Linked DNA regions of Homo sapiens: region 2 is linked to region 1. The links are chromatin loops, found by intact Hi-C in ENCODE. Cell type or tissue: heart right ventricle. All regions are shown on one strand. Links, peaks and the distances in the headings refer to the core of each region. The heading gives the core; the rest is flanking DNA. Region 1 overlaps GRM8 (glutamate metabotropic receptor 8). Region 2 holds the start of LOC101928357 (a long non-coding RNA gene).

Region 1 (11,827 bases), core at 4,626-7,125:
GGACAACTCCAGTTTCTCTATAAACTTCTTCATCTTTAAAAAAAAAAAATCACTTCTAGTAGTAAATGGTATTTTGAAGTCCATTGGCTGCTAAAAAGCAAAAGAAAACCCATTTTTTGATGCAAGTTTCACTTTGGCAGACACGCAGATGAGGAAGTAGAAACAGAAGCAGAGAAATACAGGCTGTCAGTGTTAGTGTAGCTTTCTAGCTGGTCAAACGGTATGCAAAGCAGCCAAACAGAACCTGGTGACTAAAACAAAGTGGTAAGATTAAACCATCGAGGGCAAAACAGAAATAGTCAGGAATAAATACTGAGTCTGTTTCTTATCACGTGGCATAAAGTTGCTTTGAGTGTTAGGTTTCATAATAGTTTACCTTAGTTACTAAGGGGTTGCAAAAATACCAGGTTGGATGTCAGAGTCTGTGGTGGTCTGTGCACTGGCAGCTGGTTGAAAGCAAAAGACTGACCTTTATCCTGGAAAAATAAAATCTCCTCCCTCCTCACTCTTCCTGGAGTCTTTAATGATACCACATCATGGCCTACGTTGAGTAGACCTTGATATGTACAAATGACCTATCCAGAGTTTGAAGAGGGAACTGTAATAGGTCCCAGAAAAGATTTCATATTAGTATGCTCCATTGTCACAGCTCACCCCTGGCTTATCTAGAGATTGCTTAAATCTGCTTCAGGGCATCTGACTGCTTCAGGTTCAAAATGTCCATGGGGCATGGAGGCAGAGTAAGTAACAAGCCATCAGTGCGTGTGATAGAAAAGATAGTCCCCATCCTCTGGGTGTTAGTATTTTGGAGTGACAGGGCCAGGAGGGAGCACGTAAGAGAAGGCTGGGAAAGAGAAGATTATTATTGACATATCCAATATCATTGCTAGCATCTCTTGAATTTTTGTGGGTTAGTGGGAGTTAATACAGTCCCCTCCTGCATTCTGATGAGCTGTAACTTTGAGATAAAGAGCTGTTATATTATTCTAAGCATGTGGCCCAGGCAGTAAATATGGTCTTGAGTTCACATTTGGACAAAATTTTATTCTGTCTACATTGAAGTGAGATTACAAAGGCCTTTTCCTCAACATCGTATAGTCAGAGCCTGGCTATCAGCTCTTCTCTAAACAAAACTGGTTTGAATAAGTGTGTAATAGGTCCTTCTTTTGTCCTATACTCCTGGGAGGATACTTTGTTAGCATATTTTTAGATGCAAAGTTGTAGGGTAAAGAATGTTTCTTGAGCTATCTTGTATCTGTAAGAGATTTTATAAATATATCATGCTACCCTGTAACTCCTCTATGAGAAAAGTATTACCCCCAACCCCACCCTGTGACATAGATAAGAACTTACTGTTCAGAGAAGAAAATAAGATACCATATTTGTCCAATAACCAGGGAAGATTGATTGGTTTAGATTGTAGCCTGGGAGGTTGGTTTGGGGACTTTAATCACCCAGAAAATAACTCTAGAGTTTCTCTGTAAACTTTATCTTTTAAAAAAATGTATTTAAGTGGTGGTTCAGAATTCATACCCAGGTCTACTGGAACATATTCCTTCCATGGCCCTGTAACAAATGCTAGGCCACTGTAAGGTTGTGGACTTAGGGTATGATTTTGTGGATTTCTTTAACTTTTATTTTAAGTTCAGGGATACAAGTGCAGGTTTGTTATATAGGTAAACTTGTGCCATGGGGGTTTGTTGTACAGATTATTTTTATCACCCATGTATTAAGCCTAGTACCTGTTATTATTTTTCCTGATCCTCTCCTTCCTCCCACCCTCCACCCTCCAAAAGGCCCCAGTGTGTGTTGTTCCCCTCTATGTCTCCATGTGTTCTTATCATTTAGCTCCCACTTATAAGTGAGAACAAGCAGTATTTGGTTTTCTATTCTTCTGTTAGTTTGCTAAGGATTTTGTTAGATGCCTTTCCTGTATTAAACTCACATTAAAATTTTTCAGAAGCTGTCTTAAGAAAGTACATAATTAAGATCAGCATTTTGGTATAATTTGAAAGTATAGCGTCCAATGAAGAGCTTGCTACACTAACCATGGTACTATTTAATTCTAATATCTGTGTTTATTACATCTTTCATTGAGTTGGCTTGCCAAAAGGATAGACTGCGGTAATTTATTTAACGAGGAAGCTAGCATTCCAAAGTCCTCTTCATGTCTAATATTTGGCAGGATTAAATTTACTATATATCGCAGAAATTATTCCAAATAAGAGAAGACTATTATTTATATTTTTGGTAACAGAGAAAATGTATAGGATGTTTATTACAAAAATATTTTTATACTATTTGGACTAGTACTATACATGTTAGCAAGACTAACAGATTAAGGCACATTTAAAAAATCCAACTAATCAGTATAGATGTTCCCATCATTTTATGGCTGTTTCGTCGTTGGATTTGTTTGTTTGTTTTTAGGCTAAATTGACTTGAAAGAGTCTGACTGGTGGTTTTCTATTTGACTGGCATTGGAACATGTATGGGTGTGGTTTGTACTTTGCCACATTCTTTTCTTACCTTTATGTCCTCTCTCTGCAGTCAATTTTCTATGTAGGTTTTTGCAGCAATGCTAGCTTGAAAATAAGCAGGAATTCAAAAAAGATTAACCAATACTTAGGAAGCTTAGGAATGTTTAAAATAATAGGTTGCTTAAAAGTAGATGGCAAAACTTAGGAGATTTATAAGCCGTAAACGTACACATCCCTATTTCATTGGGATGGTCTTAATTGTAGTAAATCTTGTAAACTTTGTAGTAAATCTCGTTAAAGCATTTTCCACACTTAAACAATGAGCTCTTATGCAAGGATGCAAGGACAGCCTTAGTGGCAGATGAACTGGGCAGTAAATTCAGCAGTGTGCATGGTATGATTTTATATCCAAAGACAGTTTCTTAACTTGTGCCTCACATCCTGCTCATGGTTTGGACAGTTCTTTACCGCAAGGTTTTGCCATCTGTTAAGAGAAACCTTCTCCTCTAGGAAAAGGCAACACTAATGCTGATTCAGTTATTTACCCTTGAGGGCGAATGGTTTTTTTTGTTTTGTTTTGTTTTGTTTTGTTTTTGATTCTTTATTTAAAAGGACACAATTAGTTTGGTCTTGAGGATTGCCAGATGAGATCTAACTAGTATGATAGATGTTAGCAAGACTAACAGATTAAAACATATTTAAAAAATCCAACTAATCAGGATCATATTCAGAGATGTAAATAGAGTGAACAGATCTATTAATGAGGGTCGTAGATATGACAAAGGGAGAATCTCTTTACAGTCTTAAGATGTGGTTTCTCCGTGGCCTCAGTATCCCAAGTTATTTGGGGAAAATTCTATTTTGAGCTCAGGACATGAAAAGTGGAACCAGATCAAAGGTTTTTGTTTCTGTTTTTAAAGAATGAAATACTGCTGTTTCTGTTTCTATACCATAACCAAAAAAGAAAAAGCCAAAGCAGTGATTTTAGCTTTGGTTTTTTTTTCAGATTCTTAACCTCTAGCTTGTAGAAAGAAAAACCTTCCAGAAAGAGCTCTCTCTGTAAGTATCAGAGCAGTCGATTTCAGTGGGATAAGGGCAAGCAATGAGCACAGGGGGAGAATTTCAGAATGCAGTGACCGGGACCATATCCCAGTGCATATATCTTGGAGGGAGGAGATCTTACATATTTTATAAAAGCACCTGACTTATTTCGATATGATGCTATCACTGAGAACCTTCTGGAAGTGTTCTTTAGAGGGACTGTTAAAAAAAATCAAGCCCTTATGACATGCTTGTGATTTTTGGTAGTTGGAATTATGTAATGATGTGAAGATGCAACCACTAGCATTATTCAAGCACAGGTGTGTAATAGTGATGTTCTGGAATGTTGCACTCCCACTCTATTTTCACTATGTATACTTACCTTCTGGGTTAAACTTATTGCTACAATAACACTTGGCCCACTAGTACCTTCTAAAGAAGTTCTGTGTGGCATTAAGTGTTAGTGTTTTGCCAGACTGGTTTGGTCCCCTTCCTTATGTATGTTTATTTATAATCTAAAAAGGAAAATAAACTCCACCAGCTTGGTTGTTTGTATTTTTATTTTAATAAATTGGGTTCAATAAAAAAATAACCTTACTCATTTACATTTGCAGGTTAGGACACAGGAATGGTTGACTATAATTAAGGACAATTTCAATAAGTGCCTTTTAATGTGCCTTTAGCAGAGAAGCTGGAACAATTTTAGAAAATAGTATGTTATTTGCTTTATCTCCTACTGTTAGGCTTACCAACAGTGATTCTTTTTTTTTTCTTCCCTCAGATGTACATCCAGACAACAACACTTACTGTCTCCATGAGTTTAAGTGCTTCAGTATCTCTGGGCATGCTCTATATGCCCAAGGTTTATATTATAATTTTTCATCCAGAACAGAATGTTCAAAAACGCAAGAGGAGCTTCAAGGCTGTGGTGACAGCTGCCACCATGCAAAGCAAACTGATCCAAAAAGGAAATGACAGACCAAATGGCGAGGTGAAAAGTGAACTCTGTGAGAGTCTTGAAACCAACAGTAAGTCATCTGTAGAGTTTCCGATGGTCAAGAGCGGGAGCACTTCCTAATAGATGTACGTTGAACATTCTTCTCCTAGTCTTGGGGATTGTGCTACATGTTTCCAGGGGCATGATGGTACTCACATACCGTGACACCATCACATTTAAAACCATTCGAAGCAAATGGTCTCAAGATGAGCGGCTGTTCTACAGAGTACAAACTTGCTCACAAAATCTCTTTTACAAAGCATGACATTCAGATCTTTCTTTTGAAGCATTACAAAGCTTGGTATTTGAAAGCGTCATCTTCTTATAAAAATTATCTTTTAGTACTTGGAAACAATTCCACAATTTTTCTTGTTCCATACTGGGTGCTTTTTATAGTATCAGTAGTTTGCTGATACTTACAGAATATCACTACAGATCTTACACATATAAATGATGTTATTTGTGCCTTTAGGGAAATGAGAACTCTAGTTAGCCAATATGTTTAGTTAAGTCACAGTTAATACTTGTTTCTCCCACGTGGTCCCCTTTCCTTGGGCTTCCTGAGGGCTTCCCTTGACTTCCCTTCTTGGATATATTAAGATAATTAAAGTTCTTCTTTAAAAGCCTCATGATCCTGGAAATAGAATCTTTTCTACAACCACCTTTCCATTTTTCTTTTCTTTACCTATTTTCGTCTCTACAGTCCACCCAGGAAAAAGCACATGATAACAATACACAGAAATCTGTGCTCAACCAGTAGAATTTAACTGATCTATTGAAGCCCATCTTGGTATCTATGAAAGAGTGGCAAATAATTTGAAGATTTGTATGGTAAAATACCAGGAAGCTGAATATGGTAAACATTACAACCTTTACCTTACTAGGTTCTACAGATGAATCAAAAAAGAAAGAAAAGCAAAGGTACTTGTATTAGAGTGGCTTCCAGTCTTTTGGAATATAGCATAGGGATTCAATATTTGTTTTTTCTGTTTGAAACAGGAGCTTGCTCTGTTGCCCAGACTGGAGTGCAGTGGTATGATCTAGGCTCACTGCAGCCTCTACCTCCTGGGTTCAAGTGATCCTCCCACCTCAGCCTTCCAAATAGCTAGGACTGCAGGCATGTGCTGTCATGCCCAGCTAATTTTGTTTGTTTGTTTGTTTGTTTGTTTGTTTTGTAGAGACAGGGTCTCACTCTGTTGCCCAGGCTGGTCTCTAACTCCTAGGCTCAAGTGATCCTCCCACCTAAGCCTCCAAAAGTGCTAGGATTGCAGGTGTGAGTTACCACACCCGGTCAGGCATTAAGGACAAAATCCTATGCAAAAATATTCTCTTCCTCTCATATTCATCCAGCAGTCTGTATCCCCTACTCTCCATACTTTTGACACTAAATATAAGAAAAAACTAAAAATTAATTTTATTTGGTTTAATTATTATAGCAACTTATGGTCTACATTCCATCTACAAACCTTCTTTTCTATCAAGATTTCTAGATAAGCATTGTCTACTCTAATTTACCATACACAGAACTATCCTGTGATAGTTAATTAGCATTGCTTAATTAGACATATTGGTTTCAGTTACTATCAGCTTACCTGGAATCATTAGCCAGATTGGTTCTAAAAAGATTATCTTCGGGTCACCAATACCAAATTTAGTCACGTGTAGAGAAATGAACCTTACAAGAATTTCACAAACACCCTCCACATATTCACCTTTCTGCAAACATGAAACCTTGTGAAGTAAGAAATATGCGAAGCAAGGTAAGGATGGGCTTTAGTAACAAATCATTACAATCATCTCTGAGTATAGGTAAGCAATTTACTAATGATAAACCTATTTCGGCTCTTAGCAAAAGGTATACTGTAACTGCCATTAAAGGCATCAAAGTAGAATGCTTGTGATTTGAGGACAGAATTTTACCTTTTTTCCTACCTTGACAGCATTAGTGTAGGAAGTTGAAAGCTATTATAGGATGCCAATAAACTGCTGTTGGCCAGTGATGTAATTTGAACACTGGCACTTCTCACTATGACTCACCAGAGTCTATTGTTTTACCTGTTTTTCTCTTTTTTTTTTCTTTTTTAGCAGCAATCCAGAAAACTTTATAAAATATGGTTGCCAAATTAAAGAACCAAACTTATAGTGATATAAATACCAGTCATTCAGACTCACCTTTGGAAAGTGGTGGAGAAAAAATTTAATAAACTTTTTCACCACTTTAAAAGAATAAATACATGCCCTGAAAAACAAAATTCTCAGTATTGATAAGAACCAATCTCATATTATTGAAGTAAATCTCATACAGATACTGTTTTCCTTTGGTTATTTTCTATTAATGTTGAAATGGAAATTATATAGCCTGCATGTATTTCTCTATTTTCTCTAAAATAAGAATGAAAGATTGCAAAAACAAGGCCTATTTGGAGGGTAAGCCTATAATATTCTGGAGGAGTCAGATGCTCACGTTTAGAAGGTGAAGTAAAGTCAAAAAGTAAATCAAGATAATATCAGTTACTGCCTGAAAAAAAAGTTTAATTGTACTTTGGAGATTTTAGTGCATTGATCTTTTACAGGAGTATAATTTAGGTTTGAATAAGTTGGGCCGAAGTAAAGTGATTACAGTGTACTCATTCAGGAGAGAAAGATGTGTGACATCTTCACACATCCTTCCACAATCCTACTCCAGATCACCATTTTTAACCTTTGTTCACTTCCATGGCCATCCTACAATGAAAGGGTAGATCTGTGTTCAAGATTTTAAAGTTTCAAAAGCTACACAGAGTAAATATAAGTAATACGAAGCTGGATGGGAAACCAATGAGTGTTGTGTTAGTTGCTGAATTTGCAGACTATAGTTTACATTTTTAAAAAAGGTCAAGTGTTATTTCACAACAGAGTGCGAGGGGAGTTAGAAACAAAGTTGATATATATGAATTTTGCCAACTGTACCCAATTAACAAATGCTGTACATAGTATTCTTTAAGCTATGTTCATGAATAATTCATGAAAACAGCTGCTGCTGGAGGTAGATTTGTTTTTTCTAGCTTATGAACACAGTGTGATGCACACAAGGAAATTAATTTACTGTTGCTGTGCTCAAAAACTGATTTTCATATGAGCATATTCATCAGCACCGTGAAAAACATCTCCCTATGAACTCATTGGTACATCTCTGATTCATTTTGCTCTATAATACTTCTGGGATAAAGATTCTTGCGAGGTATCTGCCATCCACAAAGTTTGTCCCTTATCATTGCTTTCATGTTGACTAAATCATCTGATTCCAGAACCTTACACTTCCTTTTCTAACCAGTAGGAAAATTAGCATTGCTGTCCTTTTGTGAATTGTTTTCTCAATTCTCAATAGAATTCTACCATTTTCTTTCTAGAAACCATGTTTAAGAGTTCAAAAAATAATATGTTAATTTTTAATTAGCTACAGAGCCCCAAAGTTAGAAAGATCCTTAAAACTGATCTAATCCAAACTGCCATCTGTTGAATGGACATCTTCTGAAAACTTTATTGTTCAAGATCTATCAGCTCTTGCTACTCTATTTCAACCATAATTCTTTTTCTAGCTATATACAAATTTTATAACTATTTCATACATTTTAGTTATTGTTGAAAATATTGAACAGTGTAGGAAGTTGGATGACCCTTTTAACAGTCATTTTTATCACTCTTATGACAATTTTTCTCCACCTTGTCTGTGAAGATTATATGAAAGTCCTTCAAAAGCAGAACTGAAGGACAGATTTTATTTTCTTAGAGGAAATTTAGAGGCATACGAGAGTATTATATAAATTAAAAATAGAAAGTAAAAGTGAGTGATCATAGAAAATCATTGTGTTTCACTTCACACCAAACCAAATGTAACAAATATTTTACCTTTTGGAAAGGTTAAGTAGAAAGTAAGACTCCATTAGGTCTCATGTATGGTTCATGGAAAGAAAAGAAAATAAGGAAGGAAGAAAGGAAGGGAGATAGGGAGGAAAGGAGGGAGGGAGGCTGGTTCTATATTGGTTCTTCCAGACTACAGCTGTTCCATCCCGATCTATTCTGCTTTTGACCTTACAGGAACACAGTATTGTAGGTTTTGAACCAGTGATAAAACTGAGGCCCAGTAACCTGGCCCAATGATTTTTTTTTTTTCACGCATTTTGCAGGGAATAGAATGTAATTTAAAACCAGGTCTAAAGTCTACTTCCTTTGCAGGGTGCCACAATAATAACCTAGAAGGATAAGCAATGTAGATAAGATAAGCAGATATGTCAACTATTTTTAGCCTGAAGCTCATAATATTCAATGAAATAAAAAATAACAACAATGAAAAAAACATCTATAGTAGCACTTCTTAGGGCTATCTGAGTTAATTTTAGTGGTTGTGAACTTTGTATGAACTTGGTCTCTGGTAAGAACTTGTCTAATCCATCAATAGTGTCACTAAGATGGAATGAGTCTGATTGTCAGTTATTTCCGAGGAGGAACTTTACAATTTCTAGTCTTATTCAATGTTCAATAAATAAATTATTTTCTAAAAATCTGTTTCATCCTGAATTGGATTCATATATTGAAACACATACATTCTTTGCTTTTTAAAGTATCTTTTATCTTACGATTATTCATTCCAGAATTACATGAAAAAATAGGACATCACATTTGAATTTTAGGACAGAGATTCATTGCATCACATCTTTCAACAATACAAAGGAATTATTTGGATTTAGATTTATATTCTCCAGAAGCTTAGGCATGAGTATAAATTTGGCATAATATCTCTGTAATGGCCTTACAATAATGAGTTTTACTTTACAGTATGTTGGCAACAGAACAATTAAACATTTCTTTATTTGAGTCTTTATTTTCTTAAATTTTATCTTCATTTGTCTCCTTTTGATGAAACCAAAAGAAACCATAAATATGCATTGGCAATTCACATGTTTTCTATATATTTGATATTTTAGCATGTTTACCTCTAGAGTCTAAGATTATTGTGTATTTTTAAGTGGAAGAGGTATTCATTCTCATAGGACAGCTAATTATAATTACTTACCTTTCTTGGTCATTACATCAGCCTCTAAGAATTGAGGTCTTTGACTTAGGTAGTAAAAAATATTTTTTATATTTTGTAGGACAGATAATTGATCTGTTCTTTCATTTTACATATGTGCAAATGTAAAATTTTACCAAAATATTAAAGATTAGCACTTTTATATTTTTAGTTTTCTAGTAAATATTTATATACTATAAATGAGGCTACTGATTTTGACAGATTAAAATTGCTGCAGCATTTTTGTTTCTACTGTCATTTAATTTTTACTACAGTCATGGATTGCTTGATGACATGTTCTAAGAAATGTGTTGTTAGGCAATTTTGTCTTTGCGCAAACATCATACAGTGTACTTACACAAACCAAATGGTATAGCCTACGACACACCCAGGCAATATGGTGTAGCCTAGTCTATCTAAGCTACAAACCTGTACAGCATGTTACTGTCCTGAATTGTGTACACAGTTGTAATGCAATGATATTTGTATATCTAAACATATCTAAACATAGTAAAGATACAGTAAAAATAGAGTATACAAGATAAAAAATGGTATACATGTAAATAGGGAACTTACTATGAATGGAGCTTGTAGGACTAGAAGTTGCCCTGGATCTTTAAGTGAATGAGTGGTGATTGAATGTGAAGTCCTAGGACATGGCAGTACTGTAAATTTTTTTTTTTTTTTTTTTTTTTTGAGATGGAGTCTTGCTCTGTTGCCTAGGCTGGTGTGCAGTGGCGCGATCTCGGCTCACTGGAACCTCTGCCTCTCGGTTCAAGCAATTCTCCTGCCTCAGCCTCCTGAGTAATTGGGATTACAGGCATGTGCCACTATGCTCGGCTAATTTTTGTATTTTTAGTAGACACAGGATTTCACCATGCTGGTCAAGCTTGTCTCAAACTCCTGACCTCGTGATCCACCTGCCTAGGCCTCCCAAAGTGCTGGGATTACAGACGTGAGTCTCTGCACCCAGCCACTGTAGATATTATAAAAACTCTACACTTAGACTACACTAAATTTATTTTAAACATTTCCTTTTTCAATATATACTATTTTAGCTTACTATAAATTTTACTTTATGAACTTTTTATTCTTTTTAAATTTTGACTTGTTTGTAATAAAAACTTAAAACACAAACACATTGTCCAGCTATAAAAAATATTTTCTTTATACCCTTACTCAAGGATAGACTTTTTTCTATTTTTATTTATTCATTTTACTTTTTAAACTTCTTGTATTAAAAACTAAGACACACACACACACACACACACACACACACACTAGCCTAGGCCTCCACAGGGTCAGGATTATCAATATCACTTCCATCTCCATATCTTATTCCACTGGAAGGTCTTAAGGGGCAATAACACACATGGAGCTGTCATCTCTTGTAATAGCAATGCCTTATTCGGGAATACCCCTGGAGGACCTGCCTGAGGCCATTTTACAGTTAACTTTATAATGTATAAGTAGAAGAAGTCTACTTTAAAATAATGATAAAAAGTATAGTGTAGTAAATATTTAAACCAGCAACATAGTCATTTGTTATCATTATCAAGTACTATGTACTGTATATAATTGTATGTGCTATGCTTTTTCATGACTGGTAGTACAGGAAATTTGTTTACACAACAAACCACAAACATGTGAATTATGTGTTGTGTTATGTGTTGTGTTGTGTTATGTGTTCACTGGGTGATAGGAATTTTTCAGCTCCATTATAATCTCATGGGACCACCTTTATATAATGCAGTCTGCTGTCGAGCTCAAATGTCGTTGTGCTGTGCATGACTGTGAATGGTTTAAAAATAATGAGTAACATGCTGTAAAAGCTGGATATTATTAAAAAGTCATTACAGGACTTGAATTTTAAAATCATATTAACAAAAGGATGTATTATTATATACTATTTTAATTTGTCCTCATTTATCTTAACAGCTTCCTCTACCAAGACAACATATATCAGTTACAGCAATCATTCAATCTGAAACAGGGAAATGGCACAATCTGAAGAGATGTGGTATATGATCTTAAATGATGAACATGAGACCGCAAAAATTCACTCCTGGAGATCTCCGTAGACTACAATCAATCAAATCAATAGTCAGTCTTGTAAGGAACAAAAATTAGCCATGAGCCAAAAGTATCAATAAACGGGGAGTGAAGAAACCCGTTTTATACAATAAAACCAATGAGTGTCAAGCTAAAGTATTGCTTATTCATGAGCAGTTAAAACAAATCACAAAAGGAAAACTAATG
Region 2 (11,827 bases), core at 3,980-6,479, 50 kb before region 1:
TAGCACCTTCTATTCGAAGAACAAAGCAGAAATCCAACTAACAAGAAGAAACCTGCAGATGGAACTTACAAAAGTGGAATTTATATAGAGAGTAGAATGGTGGTTACCAGAGGTTGAGGGGGCAGGGGAGAGAGGACAGGAAAAGGGGAAATGTTGATGAAAGGGCACAAAATTTCAGTAAGACAGGAGGACTAGGTTCTGGTGTTCTATTGTACAGCAAGGTGACTATAGTTAATAAGAATGTATTGTACATTTCAAAATGGCTGAAAGAGTGGACTTTAAATGTCTTCATCATAAAGAAATCATAAGTACTTGAGGTGATAAATATGTTAATTAGCCTGATTTGATCTTTCTACGTATATATGTATATACGCACATATCAAAACATCACGCCCCATAAATATATACAATTGTTGTTTTTAGTTTTATTTTTAATTAACAAAGTAATTGTATATATAGAATACAGTGTTATTAACTATAATTACCTTGCTGTGCAGTAAATCACTAGAACTTATGTCTCCAATCTAATTGACCAACATTTCCTTTTTCCCCATCCACCCACCTCCCCCCAGCCTCTGGTAACCACCATTCTACTCTCTACTTCTATGAGTTCTTTAGATTGTCTTCTATGACGTTTTTAAATTCCACGCATAAGTGAGATCAGATGATATTTTTCTCTCTGTGCCTGGCTCATTTAACTTAACATATCTCCCAGCTCATCCATGTTGTCACAAATAACAGACATTCCCTTTTTTTTAAAGGCCGAATAGTATTTCACTGTGTAGAAATACTCAAATGGAAACAACACTTAGGTTGACTATTGTGAATAATGCTTTAATGAACACGGGAGTGCAGACATCCCTTCATCATACCGATGTCATTTTCTTTGGGTCTATACCTAGTAGTAAGATTGTTGGATCATACGATAATTCTAGTTTTTTTTTTTTTGGAGGAACCTCTATACTATTTTCCAAAATGGTTTTACTAATTTACAATATCACCAACAGTGAGTATAGAAGGGTTTCCTTTTCTACACATCCTTGCCAACATTTAAGCTCTTTCATCTTTTGATAATAGCTAATCTAACAGGTAGAAGGTGACATCTCATTGTGGTTTGTTAATTAAAAATAAAATAGAACCTTAAGAAAATAAAAAAAAAAATGTAGTTTGCAGACACTCTTCCCCCAGCACCACAAACAGAGTATATAGAAGAGTGGATTTGGAGAGATTCAAATTTGGAGAGGTTTGTTGAGAGACAACAACTTCATAAACGGAAAAGATAATAAATATGAATTCTGAGTAAATCTCTCATAGATTCTCCCAAATTTCACATCTGTTCTCCCAGGAATTTTTAAAAAATGTTACATATCTAGTAACAAAATAAATATGCATTTGTATTCTTGTCATGATATTTTATTTTATGCCAACAATAAATGTAGAAGAGATTCACTATAGGTCAATAACTTTGATTTCATCTAATTAACAAGTTACCTTCATCAGTTAATGCAAGATAAATACGTAATTTATGACCCATAATCAAATTTCACATAATGAAAGTCCTAATTTGACACATTAGCTACATTATGTCCATTAGAGCTTGTCTTTTACAGGTACTGCCAATGAAGCTTGAATATATTGGTAAAGCACAGGGCAGAAGTAAGGTGGAAAAAGTGAAGAAGTAAATTATGCTATAAAATATTTACCATCAACTGCCAGCTCATTAATCAGACAAAAGCAATAGAGACAGCCAACAGTACATGTCCCCCCACTTTTCTGGAGACTTACTGCCTCCTGTGTGAGTGAGTGTTTTCTGTAGAGCCGTTTTCAGTTGTCTATGATGGTATGCCAGCAAGGGGCTTCCCATGCTATGGTCTATTAAAATGGTACCCTGGAAACCAGGTACTCTTGCAGAAAGCAGAATCTTCTGAGGCCCCCACTAATGGTCATGGGTCAAAGGCTAATACCCTTGCTTTTATGGTCCTGAGAAAGAGCTTATGCCTCTCTTTGGCCCTTAATACTATCTTCCTTTACTTGATCCCACACAGTTTATCATGCATGAGCAGTCAAGATGTTTCTTTTTTCCTTTCTTTATAAGAAACAGTTTTCTAGGTACAAATATACATCAGAACAATTGAGTTTCTTAAAGTACTTGCAGCTTCAATATGCAAAGCTGTCCCTCCGTATACACAGCTCTCCTATGTCTTTTGGTAATTTCCAAGAATTTTTATGGCTTCAGACCCCACCTCTCATCATGAAATTATCTAACCCTTGGAGACTTGTGTCTGAGTTCCTTAAGTTTCCAGAATCCATCCTTTTCTTCTCTAGGAGATATTTCAGGGTCAAGGGATTTCTTTGTCTTAGGCTTGATTTTCTAGCCCTCATCTAAAAATGTATTTCTGTTGCACTCCAATTATTCCCTTGCACTTTATGTTCCATTCAAGAAGCAAGAGGTCCCCACCTACACTCTACTGACAAATGCCCTTTAATGCTTGTCTTTCATGGCTGATCTACTGATGCCCATTTCTCCCTCCGTTTTATAATAGGGCACTCTCAGCATCATAGGTTACTACTGCCTATCATTTAAGACTCACATTTATACATCAGTACATACGGGTTTAACCCAACGTTGCAATGCAGCCCTTAAGTTTTACATTTACCATTTACAGAAAGATTGTAATGTATTCATAGGGGATAAAAACCATTCCATCTAGAATAATTTTAAGAGGTTAAACCAATTATTGGGTTGTTATAATGACAGAAATGGGGCAAGGACATCAACAGGCCAAGGAGAATGTCCAGGCAGGGCAGTTCCAACTGGGACCATCTAATATTATTTCGAATATATCTACATACACAGCCAGTCATTTGACAAGAATAGCCAGTGAATCCCTCTTTAGAAATTAGTAACTTCAGGCAGTTGCAGCTTAAAATGCCAAGTTAGATGTCAGAGTGCTAATGAAAATACCCTGAATTTTGGAGACAGACATACCCAGGTTTGAAGGATGGCCCTCCATCCACTGTTGTTGCTCCCAAGTTTCCTCATATTTAAATAGTTTTTAAGGCTTTTAAGAAAATTAATGAATTGGCAAATGTAAAGTTGAAAGCATAGTACAGTACACATTACTGTAATAATTAGTAGTATTTCTCATGTGTGCCCCCATCATCTTTCTGTAATCTGCTGCATCTTTTATTTTGGAGGGATGTTGGCTCTCTGGTACTCTGCATTCTATCCACACGCTGAAATTGGCTCATAATCACTATGCCCAACCCTTGCTATTTGTGTATGGTATTAAATATTAGCCTATTTCATACCTTCTCAATGATAACATTATTGCCCCCAAAGGGATTAAAATTGGTTATTTGCACAGCAGCAGCAAAAAAAAAAAAAAAATCCAAAACTCATTCTCTTATTATGAATAAAGCACAGATATGCATTCAGTACATAAAGAGGTATACAGTGCATGTATGCTGTTTAAATTTCACCTGTGGGGGGGAGATTAGGAAAATAATGTCTAAAAAGGCTTTTTTGTGAGGAACAATGTGAGAAATCAATTGAGAAACACTCAAGTGATTTAACTACATCACCCCAATTTCTCCTACAACCATCCTACTAGTTCTGCAACTGATTAGACAGGGAAGAACTTGTCCAAAGCCACCGAGTTATTGAGTGATAATCATAGTTTAAGTGCAACTGACCTCTGGATGATTTTACCTTCAAAGGGAGAGGTTGACAAATTAGATATTCTAGTAAAAAACGATGGCAAAAAACATGGTTCCAGTGAACATTTCCTCGTTCAGAAAAGTCTGTTAGCATCTAAGTGCAAGTGACAGATGTGTCTTGGTTTCACAGTAGTGGAACTATTGAAACCTTTGGCTCAAAAAAATCTGAGAACTTCTCTTCTAAAAGCACAAATGGAGCCATCAATACTTCTTGTCATAGAAGAATAAGGAAGACTGAGTTTTAGTTCTACCTGTGTCAGGAATGTGTGAAATGTCACTTAAGGTATGTAGACCTCATTTATCTAATCTATAAAATCTGCAGATTCTCTTTCGTTTCTTCCCTTTCCTTCTTTCCTTCCCTCCTACCTCCTTCCTTTCTTCCGTATATCCATCCTTCCTTCCACACTGTCTCCCTTTCTTCCTTCCTTCCTCCCTTTCTCTCTGTCCTTTCCTTTCTGCATTCCTTTTGTTTTTAGTAGCAAAAATTATTTCCAAAATAAAATCTCTCTGAAACTCTAAGTGTAAAATAGAAGAAACAGAGCTCAGAGAGTCAGAGTCCTATTTACTACCCCCACCCTAACATTCATCAAGTAGCTCAGGACTCTGGAGCCCTGTGGAATCCAGTTAGAAGACCACTGAATTCAGTCCCTTCAGTTTTGAAGTATTTGGCTTTGAGCTTCTACTCTGAAGTAGTTGTTTGAATCTACCAACAGTTACTGTGCAAACAATTTTATCAGCATGCACGTATGCCTAGTGAGATTGGATATTTTCGTTAGCCACCTTGCCAACAAATTTTTCTCATTACCCAAACACACACACATTTATGCATATTTAAATATGTGCTTAAGAAGCAGAAAGATATGAGTTAATGGATTCATTAACAATTGTCACATGAGTAGGCTGAGCTGATCTTTACACATTCGTTCTCAGTATAAGAATTTAACCAGATAGTTGCTGTCTTTACAAACAAAACTTTTGATACCCCTAATGATGAGGACCAGATGAAAAATAATAATTTAAAACTTGTTACTCAGCAGGCACTGTGTATTCATATACTCCCTTACCCAAACTGGAAATCCCAATTAGAATTCTACATTTAAGTTCCTGGGTAGTTGGTTTCTACTCCAAGTTCAGCTCAATATCAAAATTAGAATAAAAATGATAAAAGGCCTTGAGATCCTTCTGGATGTGTCACATCTTTTCTGATTGCTGTACTGTCATCATTGCAGTCTTCTCAGTAGCATCCCCCAATTAATGGATTTTAGTCTACTTACCTCATTTAGTTCTAAAATATTTGTGTCTTTCTTATTCTTGCTTGTATTTCTGGTCTGACTTTGCCAGTTAGGTAAGAGCAGATTTCAGCTTGCTGTGCTGGCTCTAACCCAACTTTCTCTTCTAAAATTTTCCATTAACTGACCTCTGTTTTGGAGCACACACGTTTTCAGATGCCTAACTTCATGCCATGGGACTGTCATATTCTTATTTTTTTCCTGACCTCTTAGCCTTGGACCTGGCTCTGTACCAGAACTGTTGCACAGTTTGCAAATGCTTCTATTATTAATAGGTCATATCCACTTGAAAGATTAAACAGTTATTTAATATGTAAGGGTTGCATTTTATTTGTTTAATTGATTTTTAATTTAATGTTTTTGGTATTATAAAGTCCATTAATAAGAGATCTTAGGAAATTATTTTGCTTTGAACTTAATTGAACATATTCACGAGCAGTCATCTATTTTAACCAAGTATATAGTATTTTCCAATGTTCAGTTTTCTTCAAAGGGAATGTATTTTGTACACTCTTAGGCGTTGTATTTTGTGATTTTAGTAAACTAAGCCAGCAGAGTATCAATGTATTTTCAAGAAAAGTGCAATTTGAAATTCTGCATTTTTAACAGTGGCAGTGGCTATGGCATTCAAATGTACAATTCTATTTTTGAAGACTTGAAGTGTTTTGTTACTTTCTGTCTTTGTGTGTGTGTGTAATGTATGCAGAAATGTACTAGGAGCTCTTTGAAATAAAAAGAAAATAAGTAGAGTGTCAAAGATTTACCTGTCTTCCTCAAGCATTTTCTAAGTGCTTGCAATCAGTTACTATGCTTCTTCTCTGGGCTCATATTTTACTGTTTTTGTTTATTTAAAGAGATAAAAATATAAATGATTAACATCAAGACTTGAATTTTTGGATGTCTTTATCATGTCATAGATGATAGGGCTCCTAAAGCTACCTGAAAATCATTAGAATTAAGTGTATGACTGACAACCTGCGTGTGGTTTGCAGACATTCTCTAAGATTGTTTGAAATGATGTTTTGTTTACATAATAGTAAGTAGTGTGTGCATCTATTTGAGCTAATGGTGATATTGCAACTTTAAAAAATGGTGACAATTTACACTACTTGCATCAGAAGAGTTGTTAGTGTGTGAGAATTACAGTCATGCTGCTGTCTCCCTACAGACTCTAAACCAATTGCACAATTAATATGGAGGTATAAATGAATGAGAAAATGGTCATCTTCATTACTGGTAAATATGTGATGGAAAGTAGAGCTTGGATTAGAGAGCTGAACTCTGGCTTCCTAATACCCCATGCTTCCCCAGTGGCCATGAGTGTGATTCTTGAGACTCATTATCAGAGAGAGGAAGCAGCTCCGCAGAGCTGTGACTTCCCCTGCCAGTCATGCCAGGGAAGCTGCTCCTCATGACAGCCTTCTACAGCCAGCTGATCCCAAAAACATAAACTTGGCAGGGCTGAGTTACGCATTCCTAGTGCCTTTGTCTAATCTTACTGATCAGATAAATTACTCCCCCTTCCAGAGGGAACCATATAGATGTCTGGGTAAAAGACAGATTAGGGAGAACTGCATATAGAGTTGGTAGTTGAAAACTCTAGGGTAGCCATTATTATTCCAACTTAGAAAATGAAAAAGCACCCTGATAGAGGTCAGGGACTCTGTCAAGGTCACAGAGCTAGTCACTGATGGAGCAAAGCTTCACATGTTCTACTTAGGGAGGCTGCGTTAGTCAAAGGTAGCGCAGCTGTAGACCTGTGCTATTGCATACAGCTACTCATTTTCTTCTCACATAGTGGTTGCCATAGAATTTTCAACAGCTCAGTCCCATCTTGTGTTAAAATCTGTTCTTCCGGGAAAGATGATCATTGCTCCATTAGCACATCCCTATTAATCTTTTGGTACATGCTACTCTCTTCTCTGTCTGAGAGAAACTTCACTCAATTTCTTCGAGCCAGAACCGCCTAAGCCTCATGGTCACTGTCCTCTGCTCTGCTTCTTCGCTCTAACTCTGCCCTCTCTCACCACATGTGAGATACTCTGTGCTCTGTATCTGGACAGTGACCCCAGTCTCTCCTGCTGTTAGTCCTGCTGTTGCATTTTGTAACATAGCCCTGCTTTCTTAAAGCTGGATGCTTTCTACCCTCTATTTTCCACTTTGAATAGATTAAGATCAATTAAGATTATTAACCATAAAAAGGGAAAGGGGATTCCATAGTGGAGCAGTTTTACTAGATGAAAATGTTTTATCCACTCTGTTCTCTAATAAAAACAAACAAAGCTCAACAAAACAAAGCTCAACAAACAAAAATTCTCAACTTTATCCAACAAAATCAATACACAAACAAACTTTCCCAATGCTTTCTTCCCTTCGCACATGTGCTGGTGCCCATACTGATATGTTTTACATTCACCCTAGGAAAAATAATTTAATGGACTTGGAGAGGCTTTCCAGGCAATATTCAAATGCATATATCATGTGTCGACTTGTGATTTCTGCTTATGTTACCATTTTGATTGTCTATCACCTCTGCCAAGGAAAAGAGGTCCATCTGACAGAATTACTTAATTTTGAAATCTATATATAAGGAATACCTATCTATAAAGCTATTTACATCTTTATCTGTTAACTCAGTGATTCCAAAATAATAAAAATACCTAAGTTCAAAATATGGGTTGAATCTTAATTCTTATGAAAACAATTCTATTTAGTTAAATGTTACCAGATAGTTACTGTGACCCAACTATATTAATAAAGAACTGGCTTGAGGTGAATTAGTAGGAACAAAGTTTCAGAGACAGAAAACCTGAGATGGAGGCCAGCTTTAACAATCACCCTGTGACCATGCCCTTGTGTAAGTCAGTAATTTCCTTTCTATCTTAAAGTTCTTCATGTATATAGTGTGAATAATAACACTGTACTCATTGATTGTGTTGGGATTAAATTAAGATAATGTAAAAATCTTAGTACAGTTCCTAGCACATAAACAGTTCCTTATAGGCCAGGTGCAGTGGCTCACACCTGTAATCCCAGCAATTTGTGAGGCTGAGGCAGGTGAATCACTTGAGTCCAGGAGTTTGAGACCAGCCTGGGCAACGTGGCGAAACCCCGTCTCTAAAAAAGATACAAAAATTATCCAGGCATGGTGGTGCATGCCTATAGTCCCAGCTACTTGGGAGGCTAAAGCAGGAGGATCATTTGAGCCCAGGAGGTTGCAGTAAGCTGAGATCGCACCACCGTACTCCAGCCTAGGTGACAGACTGAGACCCTGCCTCAAAGAAAAATAAAAGTTATTCAGAAATGTTAATTATGTAATCATTGAATTTTTAAGGCTTGTGGGAATTGAGCATAATTGATACTATGCAATGAAAGAAGGGATGGCTTTTTTATTATTCTTCTCTGAAGTCCACTTTCCTATTTAGATACTGATTCAAACAAATAAATGAGGAAACAGGTCTTGTGGAAATATATATGATCTGTATGAATGATTAAAATATTCTGAAATTTATTGAAGGCTAGACAGGAAACAGTGAGATCCTTTCCACATCCACAGATTCATTATTTTCTTATATTGCTAAAGTTATTTCCAAATATTATCTCATTTATTCTTTCAACAGCCTTTCCTATTGTTAACATGGTTTTACAAACATGACACCTGTGGCTAAGAAAGATAAAATAAATTGGCTAAAGGTTCACAGAAGCTATAAGAAAAGAATCAGGAGAATTCACATGGTCTTTGTTTCCCATTCATTGTTGTTTGTATGAGGCCCCATTACTTCTAACGGTATGAAAATTTGTAAAATTTGTTAAGTTCTGTACATTTACATTTGCATACTTATAAAATGCAAGCACTGTAAATTTGTGAATAATCTTTTTCTTAAACTGAAGTTCTTTGAAAAAGCACATAAAGTTTTTATGAAAATGTAAATGACAAAAACAATATCCATTTCATTGTAGTTCCCTGTAAAATGAAGATAATAGACACACTATTTTAAAACGCTTTTGTTTTTGAACATTTGTAATAGTCCTGGATTAAGTTTCATTAAAATAAAAGAAGATGGGCTACATTGAGAAAATTGTCTAGGGTCTATGGAGAGGAAAATCATGTTTCTGTGAAATAGTATATAACTTCATGAAAGCCATAAGATGCTAGTAACGGTTGTAGAACAGTGCTTATTTTTGAAATTTCAAGATAAGCCAGTTTGGTTGGAAACATTCAACCTCAGACATCATGGTGGATAGGGTAATTATAGATTCAACAAACTTCACTGATCACTTGAAACATTCTTTCCAATGGTACATCATATAGAAGGTTTTCAATTCATTTTGGCTATTATTGACAAAATTACCATAAAAGGAGAAAGAGTATAAGTTTGGAGTTGAATGGTTCGAAAATAATACTCACATTCAGGATTCTGTAAAGAATTTACTATGCCTTGGACATATTACTTAACCTCTTTAAATTACCTTTTCCAATTTTTAAAATGGGAGGCTACTAGGATTATTCTAGAATTAGAGATCACCTATATGAAAAGTCTACAATGTAGTGTAAGCTGCATAAAAGACGGTGATTGTCTGAGTTTTCCTGAAAGCAGAAGTCTGAGACATAGACATGCATGCAGGCAGTTTATTTGGGAGGAAGAATCTGTGAGGAAACATTGTGACTGAAACAGGGGAGGCAGCAGAGGTGTGTAAGGGTGTGTCTAGAGTCCATGGGGCCTCCACTCTCCTAAGACCTCTGAAACATGGAGACCACCTCCTCTATATATCCATCTGAATAATAGGAGGCTAGAACGTTTGTCCATTGGCATAGTTCTTGTTCTCTAAGGATCTATTTCTTCTAACCTAATTTTAAAAGAAATGACACATGCTTATTAATACCCTTTTTTGTCAAGATGCTGTGATTATTGATTGCCAAAGCTCTCTAAGGCTAGTCTTTCCACTGTTAAGGCTTCAAGATTTTATAAACAAGATGGAAGGCTTTATTCAGCAGAATATGCTACCATTTTTAAGAGAACAGCAGTTGTCAGCATGCAGGGAATGTGCCCTTACCAAGGGCTTGTCTGAAATGAAGAGGTGGTCATATTAGAGAACTTGGATAAGAGGAGAAAGATGAAATAAACAAGACCCAAATGTTGGTAAGGGTAATGTATTAGCCAGAATTCTCCACAGAAACAGAACCAGTAGGCCGCAGATATAGATATGTAAGAGGAGATTTAGTATGGGAATTTGCATATGCAGTTATGGAAACTGAGAAGTCTCACCATCTGCTCTCTGCAAGCTTGAGAACCAGGAAAGCCAGTGGGCAATGGTGTCACTCCCAGTTGGAGGCTGAAGGCCTGAAAACTACAGGGGGGTTGGGAGTAACTGGTCTCAGAGTTCAAAGGCCCAAGAACCAGAAACTCTGATGTCTTGGCTCTGGTGGGGGAGGGGGAGGAATTTGTTCTTCCTTTGCGTCTTGGTTCTATTTGGGCCCTCACTGGATTGGATGCTGTCCACCTAAGTTGGTGAAGACAGATCTTCTTTATTCTGTCTACTGCTTTGCATGCTCATCTCTTCAGGAAACACACTCACTCACACACCAAGAAATAATGTTTTACCAGCTATCTGGGCATCCCTTAAGTCTAGTTAAGTTAACACATAAAAGTAATTATGACACATAACTTTCAGAGAAATTAAGGTTGCTGTGGATGAGGGTAAAACCTTAAAGGGAAAAAGAAAAGTCTAAAGATTTTTTACAAGATCTTTCTTTGTGGTATCCTGTATAAATCTGTAATACGTCTTCAAAGTCTTGTTTTTCTTTACACCTTTCAGATTTAGACTACTAATACCGGGTAATAAGGCGTCTTTGCTTTATGTGGATTATATATGAAATCTGTGCACACATAGTACTTTGCCAATATTCAAATCATCCTCTATGACAAGTACTGCATACCTCAAGGTACTTGGATTTAATTCTCAAAGATGTCTCCATTGTGTGTCTTTAGTTCTTTTAATTGTCATGCTGTGCATGTAGTTATGTTAATAGCTGATATTGATTTGCAGTTAATGTGCAGGACTCAGGGTAATAGCTATGCCAAAAGATTGCATTTGATTACTACATTGTTTCAAAAAAAAACTTTCTCATAAAATACGTCATTTAAATATCAGAACGGGGATAAGCATTTCACTGTTGCAGACATTGGGACTCAAATATGTTTTGTGGCTTCTCTAAATCCATGTGCTTCTTTAAGTCTATACTATGTGGACAGTTAAATTTAGATCTTCTATTTCCTAGCCTAGGTTTTTTCCACTATATATGGCTGCATTGTCATATTTGTATGCTTGAAATTATACACTGCTTTATAAATTGATATTCTATAATATATTAAGTATATATTTGATATATATTAGTTACCCAAAGTAGAAGACATGATAACATAATTTATAATATTAAATGTTTTCCCTACAAATACAATAGGGGCACATGTGTATTTGTGACCTACACTAAAAAATTAAGATTTATAAAATTCAAGATATTATCATCATTATCATATGCATAACTGTGCAGAATACTATAGCAAAGTCAGAAGAACTAAAAATCTTCACCTCTGGAAGTCTGACAATCTAGTTTGGAAGATAATTCTAATTCCCAAAGAAAAATCATAAATAGTATATAAGTGAGTACATATCCAATAGTATAGAAAATAGTTCAGAGATCTGGAATGGCGATGAATTGGACTGGCTCCTGGAAGATTGAATGATTTATATATTGTAAATATTGGGAAGAATGTGAAATTAGAAGATGAGAGGGGAAAAAGGTGTGTTTTACAAAA

What was found. Hi-C counts contacts between places; a loop is a spot of excess contacts. Peaks named below come from ENCODE experiments on the same cell type or tissue, not always from the same donor. Only the 100,000 strongest peaks of a DNase experiment are listed, where the experiment ranks them.
Region 2: it touches region 1 in a loop (2.1-fold over the local background); 2 of 110 quality-filtered maps call a loop at or near these places.

The regions. Positions count from the first base shown.
Region 1 is chr7:126,438,848-126,450,674 of GRCh38, reverse strand. It overlaps GRM8 (glutamate metabotropic receptor 8), which reads left to right. Exons shown (of 11, transcript NM_000845.3): 10 at 4,303-4,549; 11 at 11,507-11,827. The coding sequence ends at 11,556. Among named protein-coding and RNA genes, the nearest start is that of MIR592, 610 kb to the left of the region's middle. In heart right ventricle, for the core only: no CTCF peak of the experiment used is centred there; no DNase peak of the experiment used is centred there.
Region 2 is chr7:126,488,535-126,500,361 of GRCh38, reverse strand. The region is part of intron 9 of GRM8 (glutamate metabotropic receptor 8); the gene reads left to right. It overlaps LOC101928357 (a long non-coding RNA gene), which reads right to left and starts at 5,050. Exons shown (of 4, transcript XR_927937.3): 1 at 4,995-5,050. In heart right ventricle, for the core only: no CTCF peak of the experiment used is centred there; no DNase peak of the experiment used is centred there; H3K4me3 peaks cover 1,112 bases; H3K27ac peaks cover 2,402 bases.